2 separate regions of the Homo sapiens genome follow, and region 1 is linked to region 2. Evidence: chromatin loops called from intact Hi-C (ENCODE). Cell type or tissue: dorsolateral prefrontal cortex. All regions are shown on one strand. Each heading gives the region's core, and the rest is flanking DNA. Links, peaks and the distances in the headings are about the cores only.

The links. Hi-C counts contacts between places; a loop is a spot of excess contacts. Peaks named below come from ENCODE experiments on the same cell type or tissue, not always from the same donor. Only the 100,000 strongest peaks of a DNase experiment are listed, where the experiment ranks them.
Region 1: it touches region 2 in a loop (2.6-fold over the local background); 1 of 110 quality-filtered maps calls a loop at or near these places.

What each region holds. Positions count from the first base shown.
Region 1 is chr10:22,976,565-22,979,484 of GRCh38, forward strand. All of the region lies in intron 8 of ARMC3 (armadillo repeat containing 3), which reads left to right. Among named protein-coding and RNA genes, the nearest start is that of ARMC3, 50 kb to the left of the region's middle. In dorsolateral prefrontal cortex, for the core only: a CTCF peak has its summit at 1,431; no DNase peak of the experiment used is centred there; H3K27ac peaks cover 1,832 bases.
Region 2 is chr10:22,872,742-22,875,661 of GRCh38, forward strand. No RefSeq gene overlaps it. Among named protein-coding and RNA genes, the nearest start is that of ARMC3, 54 kb to the right of the region's middle. RefSeq lists an enhancer at 2,605-2,920. In dorsolateral prefrontal cortex, for the core only: no CTCF peak of the experiment used is centred there; a DNase peak (open chromatin) is centred at 1,540; H3K27ac peaks cover 2,500 bases.

The DNA of each region.
Region 1 (2,920 bases), core at 121-2,620, 100 kb after region 2:
TCCTCAGCTTATTTCAACCTAAACTTGCCTTCTGTTTTATGTCTTGTTCTCTTGAAAATCTCCCTGAGCACTCTTACTTATGACTAATGTTTCAGCTGCCTCCTTATTTGCTTATGAATCCCAAATCTGTTTCTAATTCTGACCTGTCTTCTGAATTCCTGCCTGTATTTCTGACAGCTTCCAAGCACATCCAACTATACTGCCCACACTCCACTTTGGGGAGTGTTAAGTTTCTTTGACAATCTGAACAAAGAGTAACCTTCTGAAAATGCACAAATACACTACATTCTGCATATAATTGCAGGGAGTTCACGGACTGCCTGAAGCCCACCTGTCTTCTGAATAACTCTTGAGCTAGAATAAGCAGGATCAAATCCAGATAGCCCCACTTGGCATCAGAGATTCTTCTATTTTACACAAGCACATGGCCATTGGTTATCAATTTGTTCTTCCTCAGAAACTCTCCCTTGTGGTCTGGATTGTATAACTTTGTTCGACCATAATTTTATACTCATTTGCTCTGGTTTGGGCCTTTTGTCTGGATTCTGGTTTGGGAAATGCTGTTTTGATCTATTGGTATCCATGTTCTTCAAATGGCTAGATTTAGAGGAAATCTCAAATTTTCTAATTCTGTTAATTTTCAAGGTGTCAATAAAATAACTGGTTTCTCTTTCTGTCCTTAAGAAATTAAAAAACCTGCTTCCTCGTGCTGTAACCTAGTATAGCCCACTCTGCTCTACATCTGCTACCAGTTTTCTCACACCAGACCTTCACCTGTTCCCACTATGGTAGATTAAAGCAACAACCTGTGCATGAACTAAAGTAACCCGGCCCTCATTGGAATACCAAGCAAGCACAGCACAAAAGTTAACTTCCATTGCTGAGCAGAACCTCCATTTCCCAGATCTACCTTAACATCATTCAACCAACTGCCCATCTGTATTAAAGTCGGGCTCCTTCACCATGGTCTTGCAGGTTTCCTCTATTACTGTGCAAACTTCCATTTTATAATTCAACTTATTCAACTGGTAATCTTCCTCCATCCCTTCTGACATAGCCTCCTTCCTTCTTAAATTGTTTTCATCTTTGGCAACTCTACAAAAACTGAAAAAGTATGCCAGGTAGGTCTTCAAATTCAGTGAATGCAGAGGTGGTTTAATTTTCTTATAGCCTAGGAGATATCTGGTCTGAAAGCTTGATTCTTGGAACCTCTAGAAAGATAGATGATTCCACGAAGATTCAAACTTTCTCTCTGTTCACATATCCCAATAAATTATTATGAATGAATGCTCTTCTCATTGGAAGTGCAGAGCTTTGAGAAAATCTCTCCATTCCAGAAGCAGGATTTCCCCTAAGGACTCTGATCTGCCTTAGCCATGACATTTTTGGGCAGTACTGCCCACTTCTGACCAGAACACAATATTAGGGCAGAACCAACATCTTTGAGGCCAGTGCTAGAAGATAGGTTAAATCTTTGTCATTGCCTAATTATTCTCCTCTATTTTGGTTATTTACCTCTTAACTCTTATTATCTGGCCAGATCTACCATATCCACCTCTTCCTCCTGCCTGGATTCTAGATTCTGCCTTCTTTTCAGGTCCTACCTGTATTTCTTGTTGTATTAGTCTGTTCTCAAACTGCTATGAAGAAATACTTGAGACTGGGTAATTTATAAAGGAAAAATGTTTAATTGACTCACAGTTCTGCCGGGCTGGGGAAGGCCTCAGGAAACTTATAATCATGGCAGTAAGCACCTCTTTGCAGGGTGGCAGGAGAGAGTGAATACCCAGCAAAGGGGAGAAGCCCCTGATAAAACCATAAGATCTCGTGAGAACTAACTCACTATCAGGAGAACAGGATCAGGGAAACTGGCCTTGTGATTCAATTATCACCACCTGTTCCCTCCCACAACATGTGGGAATTACGAGAACTGCAATTCAAGATGAGATTTGTTTGGGGACACAGCCAAACCATATCATTTGTCTACTTTGTATATAAACTCCTGCCTGCTTTGACCTCTATCTGCCAGACACAGCCAGCTTCATCAGACATGTCTTATTTTATATTAGTTACAGTGGCAAACTCTTAAAAACTTAACAATGAATAAGAAAGCTATATCCTAATATTCCTGTATTGAAAGCATATAATCATGAAGAAGTTTAAAAAATTTCCCACAGTTAGAAAACTCCATTTATAAGTAGATTTTGACAAATATTGCTCCTTATACTGTTATTATACAATGTAACTATCAATAGCAATTTATACACTTATTTTTACTTTCCATCATCATAAGAATATTTTTTTAGACAAGGTCATGCATTGTCATTGTATGTCAGAAACACAGTCGAAACGTCCAAACTCATAAACACACTTTCTTTAAGTGTTGTTTGTTGAGTAAACTTTTAACATGCATCTCAACTGTGGAAAGCCCAAATCAATATGCCTTTGACCTGGTACCAGTAGGAGGAAGGTGTTAATTACCATGTTGCCATGAGGTTTATGAACTGGCATTAACATCTCAGCAGGAGCAAAAGTGGCACAATAGCAACTTCTGAGAATGGATGAAGGAAAGCATCATTACATACAGATTTGTTTCCAGTAAGAAAACGTCATGCTTTTTATTTTAGGGGTACTGAACAAATGTTATTTTTAAAGGACATTATGCTATTAGTAGCATAACTATCTTGCCATCTTTATGATCTGTGTAATTAAAACACAAATACTCCTTGGTGTAGCAATTCAAGGAAAGTATTTGGTTAATATGTTAATTCATCTTTTAAATCTATTATAGCCATGCTGCAGTCAGCACTTTTAAGGTTTAGTGAACACAGCTGCATTTTGAGAACAGTCCCAGCAAGGTTGAGAAACTAATTGCCCTCAGTATCTATTTAAATTATTTTTAAAAATCTTTTCAAGAATT
Region 2 (2,920 bases), core at 301-2,800:
GCTTCCCCAACAAACCTGTCCTCTTCCAGTGTTTTCTGCCTCAGTGATGTGAGCCCCAAATATCTGAGACAGGTCCTAGTCAATTTAGGAAGCCTATTTTGCCAGAGTTAAGGATGCGTACCCATGACACAACCTCAGGAGGTGCTAACGACATGTGCCCAAGGTGGTCGGGGCACAGCTTAGTTTTATACATTTTAGAGAGACATGAGACATCAATCAATATATGTAAGATGTACATTGGTTCTGTCTGGAAAGGCGGGACAACTGGAAGAGGAGAGGGGGCTTCTAGGTCATAGGTAGGTAAGAGACAAATTGTTGCATTCTTTTGAGCTTCTGATTAACCTTTCCAAAAGAGGCAATCAGATATGCATTTATCTCGGTGAGCAGAGGAATGACTTTGAGTTCTGTCTGTCCTTTGTCCACAGTGAAATTCCTTGTGAGGGAGGGAGGTGTGTAGCTTTTTTTTTTTTTAAATCTTAGTAGCTATGTTTTTTAGGAATAGATTTGGAGGCAGGTTTGCCCTAAGCAGTTCCCAGCTTGACTTTTCCCTTTGGCTTAGTGGTTTTGGGGTCCCAAGATTCATTTTCCTTTCACAGTGAACAGCCCCTTGTTGTCCCTAGTCATGCCTGACACCTGGGATCTCCTGCATCAGTACTCCAATTTCCATTTGATCACCAAGTATGGTTGATTCTAGCTTCTGCAGATCTTGAATGCATCCACGTTCCTCCACCGCCCTTGGCTGTGCTACTAGGACTACTCTTGTACCAGCCATGTCACTGGAGTGGATTTAGGCTCTCCTCATGCCTACTAAGTAACTATTAAAAATGCAAGTCTAATTGTCACTTCAGAGGCTTTCTACTTTTCTAAAACAAACTCCAAAGTCCTTAACAGCATGCATGGGACTGCATGAACTGACAACTTTCTTTCTCTCCCACCTCTGCTTGCCCCACTTTCTGCTGTCCAGACACTGCAGCCCCTTGTAAATTCTTCCATTGTGATGTGCTGCTTCCTGTCTCAGAGCCTTTGCATGGACTCATTTCTCTTCTTCAAATGCTCTTCCACTTCTAGGGAAACTTCCTTGACCCCTAAGAGTAGGTAAGGCCCACTGTTATGTGTCTCATGTTTATTCGCATAGGTATTAATAATTTTTTCTCTAGCGTCTTCAGTGGTCCATAAGGATCACAAGAACAAAGACTGCCCAGCCTTAGCCCTGTTGGGGCTCAGAACATGACACTCATAATTATGGCACTTGGCACACTGAGTACTTTAAACTGAGGGACGTTGGAGAGCCTCAGAAACAAGATCTCTCTGACCTCTTGAGGCAGGAGGATAGGGAATTAGGGTAGCCAAGGGTTGGGGCATAAGCAAAGGAATAGGAGTTTGCATAAGCAACAGAACAGCAGGTGCAGCCAGTTCTAGGCAAGACTGGGCAGCACACAGGCCACCTTTTCACTCCTGTAAAAACAAGACAAAAGTTTCCACTTCAGCCTCTGATTGATGTGGACCAACTCTCCACTTCAGCCTCTGATTGGTTGCAGGCCAATTGTTCTTAGGGTGTAACCAGCTGGAGGCCTCTGAAGCGCAGCTGAGGGTGTTACCGAATTCTTTTGGCTTTATAAAAAGCCCGGGGAGCATTGCAGTAGAGGAGGCTCTTGGGCCTCTTGCCTGAGCCTGCCCTTACTCTGTGAATTGTACTTTTGCTTTTTCAGTAAATCTATGCCTTTGTTACTCCATTCTTTTGTTGCCATTTGTCTTTCATTGCTTTGTTCTTTTGTTGCTTTGTTTGTGCATTTTGTTCAAGTCTTTGTTCAACAAGCCAAGAGCTTGGACAATTCATAGTCAAGACCTTCCATCCAGGAACACTCTTACCTCATGTCTTCCACCCCTCTTCTTCCCTAAAGCCAGCCATAGAAATCAGAATTCCTCCTCCCCAGAATGAGTCATAAACACTAGAACTCCTCTCCCGCAAAGCAAGCCATAACACCTAGGAAAGTTATTCTCTCCCTAGGGGTGCTGCCCTATTCTCGGGAGGAAGAAGTGATGCTCAGAGACGCCAAAAAAAGTCTGGGCAGATGGTTCTTGATAGGTTCCCCGCCTCAGTCTATCACCATTAGATCATAGTCTTTTTGTCCAATCACATTTCTACATGGCTGTCCATTCTTCATTGAACCTAAGCATAAAAATAGACAGTATTCCTGGGTCTCTGAGTCTTCATATCTGAAGGCTTCTATGTCATGTAAATCTGTGGTTAAATAGTTAAGCTTTTCTCTTGTTAACCTGTCTTTTGTTATAGGAGTGTTGGCTGTGACTCTTATAATAGGTGAGGAAAGGTATTAAACACAGCTGACACTCCTATAACAAAAGGCAGGTTAAAGGCACGGTCCTCCAGAATGTTACATCTACCCAAGACTTCTGACACCAGCTACAAGTTCAGGGATGCCCAGGGCCACCCTCACTTCGGATTGGCCAGCCACAAATTTGGGGGTCCCCATGGACTCCCTCAGATTTGATAATGTGCTAGAATGAGTCACAGAACTCAGCAAAGCGTTATATGTAGGATGACAGTTTTATTACAGCAAAGGATACAGTTCAGAACCAGCCCAAGGAAAAGATCATAAGGTAAAATCTGGGACTGGGAAGGTCCCAAACACAACGCTTCCATGCCCTCGGGATGCGTTACTCTCCTGATGTTGATGTGTGGCTATATACAGAATGTCACCAATCTAAGAAACTCACCTGGGCTTTGGTATCTAAAGATTTTCTCCAGGCTCCATGACATAGGCATGACTGATTGTATCATGGCCTACATGGTTAAACCCAATCTCTAGCCCCCTCCCCTTCTTGGATATCAGTCTAGCATCATATGGCTCAAAGTCCCGACCCCCTAACCACATGGTTGGTCTTTCTGGTGTGGTCAGTG